Linked DNA regions of Homo sapiens: region 1 is linked to region 2. The links are chromatin loops, found by intact Hi-C in ENCODE. Cell type or tissue: heart left ventricle. All regions are shown on one strand. Links, peaks and the distances in the headings refer to the core of each region. The heading gives the core; the rest is flanking DNA.

Region 1 (5,380 bases), core at 138-5,137, 53 kb before region 2:
ACTTCCGTTTACTCTATTTAATTTTATTTTGAGGCTGGGCATGGTGGCTCACACCTGTAATCCCAGCACTTTGGGAGGCTGCAGTGGGTGGATCACCTGAGGTCAGGAGTTCAAAACCAGCCTGACCAACATGGCGAAACCCTGTCTCTACTAAAAATGCAACAATTGGCTAGGGGTGGTGGCACATGCCTGTAATCCCAGCTACTTGGGAGGCTGAGGGAGGAGAATCACTTGAACCCAGGATGCAGAGGTTGCAGTGAGCCAAGATTGCTCCACTGCACTACAGCCTGGGCTACGAGAGCGAAACTCCCTCTCAAAAAAAAAAAAAAGAAAATTATTTTGACAAACACTTACTGAGCACTTATAATGAGACAATATGTTACGTAGGCCCTGGATGCATAAGGCAATGACCCCTTCTTTGAGGAGCTCATAGTTTTGGGGTGGTGGGGAAAACGGATACTTTCTAACTATGTAACCTTAGATAAGCTATTCAGAATCTCCAAGTCTCAGATTTGTCATCTGTAAAATGGGGATAATTATAGTACCTACGTCAGAGGGTTGTTGTAAGAATTACATAAATATGCCAGGCATGGTGGCTCACACTTGTAATCCTAGCACTTTGGGAGGCTGAGGTGGGAGGATCATGGGGTCAGGAACTCGAGACTAGCCTGACCAACATGGTGAAACCCCGTCTCTACTAAAAATACAAAAATTAGCCGGGCATGGTGGCACACACCTGGAATCCCAGCTACTCGGAAGGCTGAGGCAGGAGAATCGCTTGAACCTGGGAAGCAGAGGTTGCAGTGAGCCGAGATCACGCCATTGCACATTGCACTCCAGCCTGGGTGACAGAATGAGACTCCACCTCAAAAAAAAAAAAAAAAAAAAAAGAATTACATAATATACTCTATTTAAAGCGTGGTGTGCGCTGAAAGTGCAGGTATAGAAACAAAGATTTGCAATGTACTGAGATATATGTCAAAATAAAGGGGGACAAAGTATGATGGAAGGAGAGAAGAGTAATTAATTTGTCCTAGAGGGAAGAGGGGGTAGCAGAGAAGAGGTGAATTTTGTCCTGAGATTTCAAAGGCAAGCAGAAATAGCAGATCGTCTGTGGAAAGACAGAATTTAGTGTGTCTGGAAAACAGAGCAGACTGTGGTGGCTGGAGCACAAGGCTGAAGGTGAGAGTTGAGGCAGCTTGGGAAGGGGCTGTGGTGCATCAGGTTGCAGGGCAGGACTCAGGCAAGAGTCTCCCAGCCAGGCTTAGAGATGAGGCTTTAACTTGCAAATGCCCAGGAGGAGGACTCCAGGCTCTATGGTGCAAAATGCTTGGCAGAATAGGGCTCAGAGGGGAGGTTGGTGCCTAAAGAGATACTTTCACCCCTCTCAAAAATCTGCTCCGGGTGGGCCCTACTACTTAGTTCCTCAAGGAATTTCAGTGAAGCCAGATCATCAGAATCTGCACTTGCCAATAAACCAGCAGTTCCCCTTGCTCGGAAATATCCCAGAAATCTCATCCATCGCTGACCAATGAATGTCTGCTTGGGGAAATTCAAAGTCCTTAGGGTCAACAACGTGCTTCCTAGCTGGTGCGTCTGATCCCAGAAAGAAGTCTCCACAGGAGTCTTGGGCAGGCTCTGGGCTCTGTGTGTGCAAACAGCTGCTTTGGTTTAAATATTAATAATGCAAAATGAAATGTGTGGGGTGCCCGGCGCACCAGAGCCCAGCCAGTGTGCGTTGATCTAATGTCCTCTGCACTTGGGTTTGGAAAAATGTGGTCAGTGAATTTAATATAATTTTTGGCAAAGGGAAGATGACAGTTAACTTCTCTCCCCAGTCTCGCTAATGTGGGTTTTCTCCCTGAAAAGCAGAGGACGGAGAGTGGTTTCTCCCAGGGTGCCAGCAGGCCTGCTGCCCAGATTCTGTCATGGCCCCTCGGCTCTGCCACCTTGACACTGGCAGAGGGCTTTGGGGGCCACAGAGCATCCCACGGAGGGGGAATTGGAGAAGTAGCTAGACTTGTTCAGGACCCAGCAGGGCCTGGGTGGGGCTGAAATCCTAGTTCCTGCTGGCTCGGGCTCCTCCCTCCAGAACATTCTCTCCCCATTTCGTGCCTGCTTCTTGGATTGCCCCTTCCTGCTGTTCATTAGCAGAGCTCATGGGGAGAATGTTGGTGCCACTGGGCTGTCTGTCACAGGGCTGCCGAGATTGGACAAATGAATCAAGGTCTCCACAGCCCTCATGTCAGACCCTAAGCGCTTTGCCTCCCTCAATCCCACTGCATTTTTTAACCCTGGGGAGGCTCTGACTTGGCTGCTGTGAACAGTTTCCCCTCCATTCCTCCTGCACCAGCCATCGCCACAGATTGTGGCCTCTTCCTCTTCTCCAACATCCCAGGCCCCGGAGTTTCTCTCGCCAAATGCCGCAAGTCTCAATTGGCTTCTTGAGAAGCTCATAAATGCTTGGTGACATCACGGTCCCCAAGTTGGGGAGCAAGAGTGCATCAGAGGCCAACATTTCTGAGGAGGAGAAGTCACAGGCTCTGGGATTGCCTAACAAAGGCACCCTGTGTGAGCGTGGTCACAGTACCACTGTTGCCGCCACCACAGAACTGGAACCGAGATGGCCAGGGCTTCCCCAAAGTCTGTCTCTGGTTTTATGCAACCCAGTAATGTTCCCCACTAAAGGCCTGAGCAGATCATCCTGCAGTGAGGGCCAGGAGGCCCTGCTGGTGCTCTTGCTGTGGCCCACTCTGGGGGGTCCCCCAGGCTGCTGGGAGAAAACAGTTACCCCAGGGCTCCTCAGGGGTAAGGAGTGGACAGGAGGCAACAGAGAAGCAGCCGTGCCCAGGGTGGGTGGAAGCTGCACGCACCCAGCTCTGGGGCTCCAGCTGTGCCCCAGGCTCCAGCTCTCCTACCCGCCCCCCTTGGCGTCCGGCCCTTGGGGAAGCTGAGAGAAAGTCTCGCCTGTTCTGGATGCCGCAGGCAGGATCGGCCACAGTGATCTCCTTCATGTGTCACCGCTGGCTGTAAGCGCTGTGTTTGGTTTGGCAAAACAGCTATTTAAATAGCAGTGAAATGTGTCACTGGAAAAAAAATTAGCTCATGTTTCCTTTGCCATTTCTTCATGATTTCCATTAAAAGTGTAACCAAGGGTAATAAATTAACAAGATCTGTAAAAGAGACCATAGGAAACCATGGATCCAGAATTCCCATAAACTTCTAACCCATGGAGCTAAAAAGCAAGGCTACTTGGGGGAAGGGGAATTGGATCACCCATACTTCAGTTTTCTTTGTGTCTGATTCCTACTCCTTGCCCCTCCCAGCCCCCCGAAATATGAAAGGAAAGCCTCCACTTCTTTCAGGGGTTACTGTGGTTATCAGGGGTAAAATTCTTCACTTGGAAACCCCAAAACCTGGGGGCATTGCTTGGCACTTCCTGTTTCATAAGAAAAGCAAGAAAAACCAAACAAAAATGCTACCTCCCTACCAAGATATAATCCTCTTTCTCCATGTTGTGTCTGACCCGGTCCTAACCAGAGTCCAGTTCTTGAATTCTCAACTCTCTGTGGCAATCAGCCCTTTTCCCAGGGTGCTTGATGCCAGATTGCAGCTCAGCGTTGCAGACAGGAACACTGAGGTCAAAGGAAAATGTTTGCCTTTGACACAAAATCCAGTATCAATGGATGGATGAGGAGCTGCAATCCTCACCAGTGCTGCCATCCCCACTCTCTCTCCTCTGTCTCCCATTTCTCTCTCTCTCCCCTTGTCTCCACAATACTTGTTGTGCTGGGCTGGCACACAGGATCACAGTAGGGACCTGAGAGTCTTTCTGCAGATAGTAGGGTAAAACAGCTGCCACCAAGGAAGGTGGCCCTGAGGAATGTGTTTGTTGTGACAGACAGTGGAGGAGCCAAGGGAGTGTAACTGTTCCTTGGCTCCCCATTGAGTGTGGGAGCAGTGCCTTACCCAAGGGTTGGGAGCATGGGGGATAGGACTGGAGGGCGTGTTAGTGTTGCACCCAAGACTGAGAAAGGGCAGACGGCCAGAAGAGTGTGCCCAGTGTTACACGCGGGGCTAGAGGAGTGGGGGAGAGGACTGGAGGACTGTGTTTAACACAATGCCCAGAGGCTGGGGGAGTAAGGAACAGGACTAGGAGTGTGTTTAGCATTATACCTAGAGGCTGGGGAGGTAGGGGTCATGATTGAGTGTATTCAGTGTCACACACAGAGACTAGGGAATGGGCGAGAAGACTGGGGGAGTGTGTTCAGTGTCACACAGGACTGGGGGAGGGGGACAGGACTGGGAGTGTGTTGAGTGTTACACCCAGGGGCTAGGGAAGTGGGGGACAGGATTGGAGAGTGTGTCAGTGCACCTGGGGTTTGAGGAGTAGAGGAGAGACCTGGGGGAGTGTGAGTGTCACACACAGGGCTTGGGGAGCAGAGGAGAGGATCAGGGTAAGTGTTCAGGGACTGCACTGGGGGAGTATGTTAGTGGACCACACAGAGTCAGGATAGAGGGTCTGGCAGGAGTGAAGGGAAGGCAAATGGAAACCAATTCATCTGTTTTTGCCTCTGGTTCTCTGTGGCTGTTATCACTCTGTTCTTCATGGTCTGTTGTCCCGCTGTCCTTCCTCAATTATCCCTTTCATGAACCTCTCAACCCACCTTTATTAGTTCAATGTGATGCATCCATTTGTCTCCTGTTAGGTGGAAGATGGCCTGAGAAAGGGGAGGTTTGTGCTGTTTTTGAAACCCCCGGTCATCCAAGCCCCAGGACATCCTCTCTTTCTGGATCCCAACTCCTCTTGCACAGGAGACCCTGGACTAAGACGGAGGTTTGTGCAGGCCATGTCTTGCTTTTTTTCCTAGAAGGCAGTGGTGTGGAATGTGGAGGCTCAGGAAACTCTTCATCATAATGAAATTAGAGAGGGATTTGAAATCAATGTCTTCCTCCACTGATTTCCATTGGCATCTCCTTCTTTTGCCCCCAGTTCCTGAACCTTTCATTCTGTCCTCACAAACACCATCCTCCATTGTCAGTTTTACCAGCCTCTTTTCCCTAGGAGTATCTGGCTTTGTTTGCTCATCTCTGTCTATGACACCCAAGGGACTAGCTCCTTGATAGGTCAAGGGTATGCAGCCCTCCCAAACTCCCTCTGGGATCTTGGACCCCAGAGGGAGCCCTTCCCTTTCAGCCCCAGGCTGAGGGCACTGCAGAGGCACCTGCTGTAATGAAAGAGAAACATCTGCTTGTTTTGTTTACATTTCATCCAGATGTTTGGGTGCCATATAGATGCAGCCTGTGGGTTGTCTGAATGCCGTGACTGGAAACTGAGCTTCCCTCTGCTTGGAGCAGGGAGGCAGAGAGGGAGGGACTT
Region 2 (5,380 bases), core at 99-5,098:
TTATGATGCCCAGGCTAGCCTCAAACTCCTGGGCTTAAGTGATCCTCCTGTCTCAGTCTCCCAAGTAGCTGGGACTACAGGTGCATATTACTGTACCGTAGACCAATTTTTCTTTAGATTTAGGCTGTGGGCTTCTATTCCTGGTAAAAAGCATGAGAATTTGGGTTTTATACTAGCATATGCAAACTAGGTCCTCTAATTTATTTCATTAGCTCTCTTTCTTTTCCCCCCTACCCACACCTTGGGGTGGTCAGCCAGCTTCTCTGCTATAACTTTGAGTATGGAAAGAGTTTTTCTAATGGCATCATTCTTTCCAAAATTTCTGCGTAGATCCAGTTCTCTGTGATGAATAGGAACTGTGGCTTTGACTTGTGTTTCTATATGATATTAAAGCCCCTCTAAAGCAGTGCTTCTTACACTTCAATGTGCATATGAATCACCTGGGGAACTTGTTAAAATGAAGGTTCTGATTCATTAAGTCTGGGGTGGGGCCTGAGATTCTGCCTTTTTAACAAACTCCCAGGAGATCCCAATACTGCCGATGCAGGGACTGTGCTTGGAGTAGCAGAGTCCTCAAGCATATCTCTGGCCAGGTACTCCTGGGCTTCCATTGGCTCTACCTTCCACTCTGTTCTACATGTTACCTTTGTTTTTGACAACTGAAAGGTTTCCTCTCTTGAGGGTCCCTTCAACCTGAGACTCTGAATCCTAGATTCTTTCCAGTTCTAGTAAAACCCCAGTTACCTGGTATTTTAGGATGAAGTATGGCTGTGTGAGATAGAGAAAAGCCCCAAATAACAGAGGCTTAAACAAGGTGTCACATAAAAGTATTCATAGTTAGGAACTCTAGGGCTGTGTGGTTTGTCCACAATTGCCAAGGACCTAGGCTTCTTGCATTTTGCTGCTCTGTCATCCATGGTGAGCTACCTCATGGTTTAATGTGACTACAAGAGCTCCAGCCATCATATTCACCTTCCAACCAGCAGAAAGGACAGATTAAGAAAGGCAAATCTTAGAGGACACTTGCTGGAAGTTACAAATACCAGCCCCACTTCATTTCATTGCTAAAACTTAGTCACATGTTCACTCCTGATTGCAAAAGAGTCTGGGAAATGCAATATTTATTCTGGGTAGTCAGATGCTGAAAACTAGGGCTGCTTTTGCTAAGAAAGAGGGGAATTGGTAAGCAATAGTCTCTGCCATAACCAGAATGCAGTTTTCTAGAAACTTAAGGCATCTGCCTTAGCCATGGATCCAGAAGAGGATGGGTTGGTGGGAGCAGGAACAGATAGCCTCTTCATCTGCACAGTGGCAGCCATGGAGCTCTAGCAACCAGCAACCAAGAGACACAGAGGCCCACACACACAAAAAAGATAAATACTCAGAGAGGACAGTATGCCCTCTGTATTAGTCCGTTTTCACACTGCTGTAAAGAACTTTCCTGAGACTGGGTAATTTATAAAGGAAAGAGGTTTAATTGACTCATAGTTCCACATGGCTTGGGAGGCCTCAGGAATCTTACAATCATGGCAGAAGGGGAAGCAGACAATTTCTTCACAAGGTGGCAGGAGAGAGAAGAGCAGGGGAAACTGCCACTTATAAAACCATCAGATCTCGTGAGAACTCACAAGAACAGCATGGAGAAAACTGCCCCCATGATCCAGTCACCTCCCACCAGGTCCCTCCCTTGACATGTGGGAATTACAATTCGAGGTGAGATTTGGGTGAGGACACAGGGCCAAACCATGTCACCTCTGAGTAGTTTATTCCTTGAACAGAAGGAAAGCAGAATCGTGACTATATAGTGATAACTACAAAACCCTAGTGTTTTTCTTCAAGGTCTTGAGAAATTTTCCAGAAATAAACAGGCAAATTTCTCAAGAGCAGGCAACAAAAGAGAAAAGAGAATTGGAGAGCCCCAAAGAGTGAGAGCGGTGGAAAGAGGGCTGGCAGCAGACGTTCTGTGAGATGAGAGCAAAAGCAGTTTGGGTGAGTAGCAAAGCTGCCGAAGACCCGGATATTTCTCCTGGGGTATGTGCCCAGGACAGGGTAGAGGTGAGTGGAGGAGGATGGGGGTGGGAGCAAGAGAGTAGACCCACCAGTCACAGTGTCACCTTTCAGGACCTCTAAGACCTCAGTACCAGGCTGAAGGGGAACTGGCCAGGACAAGTCAGGGGTCTCAGGGTTGGGGAGAGAAGGCCAATTTTGGCATAGAGATACTTACATCAGCTTCAATGGTTAGGGCCCAACACAAAGATAGTGGTTTGTTGTGAATATCCCTAGTCCCCAAGTAAACGTTACACTTAGTAATATTACATAATGCATATTAGCAACTCAGAGAAGTCCTATAGTAAATAACCAAACAATGACTGGTTTTTCCCTAGAGATTTAAAATTATTTTTGATTATGGAATGCCCCTTTCATGGGGCATACCTTTTATCCCAGTGTTCCTCAGAGCACCCTCTAGAAAACCATGCCACAGACAGGTAAGCCAGTTGCCCAGAATAAACGCTACTATTTTTAGTACTAAATTCAGATGGAATTACCCCTGAGGGTACTGAAAACACTGTGATAGCACTGTGATGTGGCCCCACATATAACGATGCTTTTCGTGGGACTGTTTCTTGTAATGACATTTTAAAAAATGCTGATTGCGTCACACCAAAAACAGTTCAGCAACAGTAATTCTTCTGGGGCCGATATGATGTACTCCAGATATCCGTGTTTCCCTTGCTCTGGTGGGATCCTTGGACGGTGTTAGAAAATCTGGAAGAACAGATGAACTGCTTGTCCTTCAAGTGGTCTTCTCTGAAATAGTGTTATTTTTAAGCAGGGTTTTTACGTAAATATTTAGTAGTGGGGCATACAACTGTTCTCTCTAGATGAACTCGAAGGATGGTGTTCTTTGTTGCCATTTGAATACCACATCAATCAGTTGTGCCTATGACAATCAAGCTGGGGTGAGGTTGATATGCCTTTTGGAGCTGAGCCCTCCATCACTGTCCACCAGCAAGACAAGGATTCTCTTCTGAAGTTGCTTTGGTCCACTCCAGTGTGTAAATGAATGAGCAAATCAGGCCCCCAAAGTCTACCTCATTTAACATGGCTGAAGTAGTGCCCATGCCTCAGAATATTTAAGATTGGCATAATTAGACCCTTGCCACAGCCAAATACATTCTTGGCAAAGCACCCAAGAAGGCCTGGCTTTGGGCAGTGCTACTGTCAGGACCCCGTCCAAGACAAACTCCATGTTAGCGCCAAGTAACTGAATGAAGTAACTTGTATTGGGTCATTATTTATAAATCAGTTAAAATGTGGAGCCTATCAGAGAGAACATATTTAGTTTTAGGACAGATCTATGGGCTTTCCTTCTGAAAATAATTGGCTAACATGGCAAATTTATTTTCAGATCAGTTCTAATTTAAGATAATAAGACGTCATCTCTCTATACAAGAATGTCTGTCTTTTTGCTTTGCAGGGGAGGTCGGGATTGGCATCCAGGATGTCCAAAACATCATTAGGAGACAACCTAGAAAGAAATGATTCCAGAACACATCCCTGTAATATGTGTCTGGACATATTTTATAGTTAGAAGCCAAATGCTACTGACATGAATGATCATTGCTATTTTTCAGAACTGGTTCTGGCCAGACATTAATGGTCCAAGTTCTAAGTAGCGGCCTGAGTCAGGGTTCACTTCAGGTCAACAACTGTTGCACATCATCCAATATGCTCTTAGAGTTGAGTGTAATAGTAGTCTGAGGTGGGATAGCTGCATCTGAAGCTTGCATGCTCCTTGACGGGTAAGAATTTGACACTCTGCTGCAAAATGGATTTGATTTGGTAACAGTGCAAACCCAGGGTGGGGAAAGAACCCTTTATTAATGGCCTCCAGCACTTGCGTTCTGTCTTTCATCATGGAAGTAAAAACAATTTTCTATGTGTGTGTGTATGTGAGAAATAGATCCTCCCTAAAAGCCAATTCCTGGTGCTAGTGAAAGAATTAAAGAAGAGATATTTTGGATAAATTAGAGTGAAATATTACTCACATGTATGTACATATAGCAATTTAGTATATGATGTGGCATTGCCAATAAGTGGAGGAAAGAATAGGTTATTCCATAAATGAGATTGGGACTACTGGAAATTTAGAAAAAATGGTTGGCTTCCTATTTTCCCATATATAAAAATGCATTCCAGATGGAATAAAGTGCTAAATTTAAAAAACAACTTCAAAAGATCTGAAGAAAATATAGATGAATATTGCATTAATCTTGGAAGTAGCAAAGGAAACCACAAAAGAAATATTTGTTATTTTTGACTACAGAAAAATAAAAACTTCTGTACAAAAAGAAAAATACCACAAACAAAATTACAAGGCAAATGAGTATCTGGAAGAGAGCATTTGTAACATATATAACAGACAAAGGAATAATAACTACAAAATGAGTTTCTAGAAATGGACAGTTAAGACAACCAACCAGATTAAAACAGCAGACACAGAATAGCAATGGGCAAGTCATAGTAGAAATAGATAACTAGTGATTGGTGAACTGAAAGTTAACAATGAGATGTTTTCCTAATAACATATTGGTAAGAATTTAGGAAGGTTTAAAATATCCCATGAGTTGGGGACAATTCTTGGTAAAGAGTAAACTGACCCTGCCTCCAGGATGGCCACGCGGCAGAAGCTATAAAAAATGTCAATGTGCAAATCATCTAAAGCTAGGTATTAACTTAGAAATGTTGGTTTTAGTGAAGCACTCGTACAGGTGCCCAGGAGGCATGGGGAAGGATATATTTTGCAATGTTATATGAGAGGAAATGCAGAAACACCTGAAATACTCATCCATGGGGATAGATTTAAATAGGCATGGTTTGTCTCTCTGCACTTGAAAGAATGGGGGATACCCTGGCATAGAGATATCTGTGAGATATAAGAGGAAGTGCAAAGTGCAAGTTGCAGTAGCATACGCCTGGCATGACACCATGTAATACAGGTCTACAGGCACAGAACTGCAAAGACAAAGGTCTGTAAGAAACAGGTCACATTAACTGTATGTGTGTCCTTTCTTGGTAGGGAAGTATGGTGGTCTGGGGAAGATAATGGTCAATGGGAACTTTCTTCTACCTAGTTCTATGTTGTTTAACTTAACACACACGCACACATATACAAGAATGGATTCGTGTATTGCTTGTATGTTGTTTAACTTAAAACACACAAGAATGTGTTCATGTATTACTTTTTTTTGAGATGGGGTCTGGCTCTATTGCCCAGGCTGCAGTGCGGTGATGTGATTACAGTTTACTGCTCCCTTAGCCTCCTGGGCTCAAGTGATCCTCCCACCTCAGCCTCCTGAGTAGCTGGAACTATAGGCGC

The links. Hi-C counts contacts between places; a loop is a spot of excess contacts. Peaks named below come from ENCODE experiments on the same cell type or tissue, not always from the same donor. Only the 100,000 strongest peaks of a DNase experiment are listed, where the experiment ranks them.
Region 1: it touches region 2 in a loop (4-fold over the local background); 5 of 110 quality-filtered maps call a loop at or near these places.

What each region holds. Positions count from the first base shown.
Region 1 is chr2:41,964,269-41,969,648 of GRCh38, reverse strand. No RefSeq gene overlaps it. Among named protein-coding and RNA genes, the nearest start is that of LINC02898, 13 kb to the right of the region's middle. RefSeq lists a silencer at 1,366-1,660 and enhancers at 2,508-2,557, 2,668-2,727, 989-5,380. In heart left ventricle, for the core only: no CTCF peak of the experiment used is centred there; DNase peaks (open chromatin) are centred at 2,613 and 2,948; H3K27ac peaks cover 3,972 bases.
Region 2 is chr2:41,910,818-41,916,197 of GRCh38, reverse strand. No RefSeq gene overlaps it. Among named protein-coding and RNA genes, the nearest start is that of LINC01914, 20 kb to the left of the region's middle. In heart left ventricle, for the core only: no CTCF peak of the experiment used is centred there; no DNase peak of the experiment used is centred there; H3K27ac peaks cover 655 bases.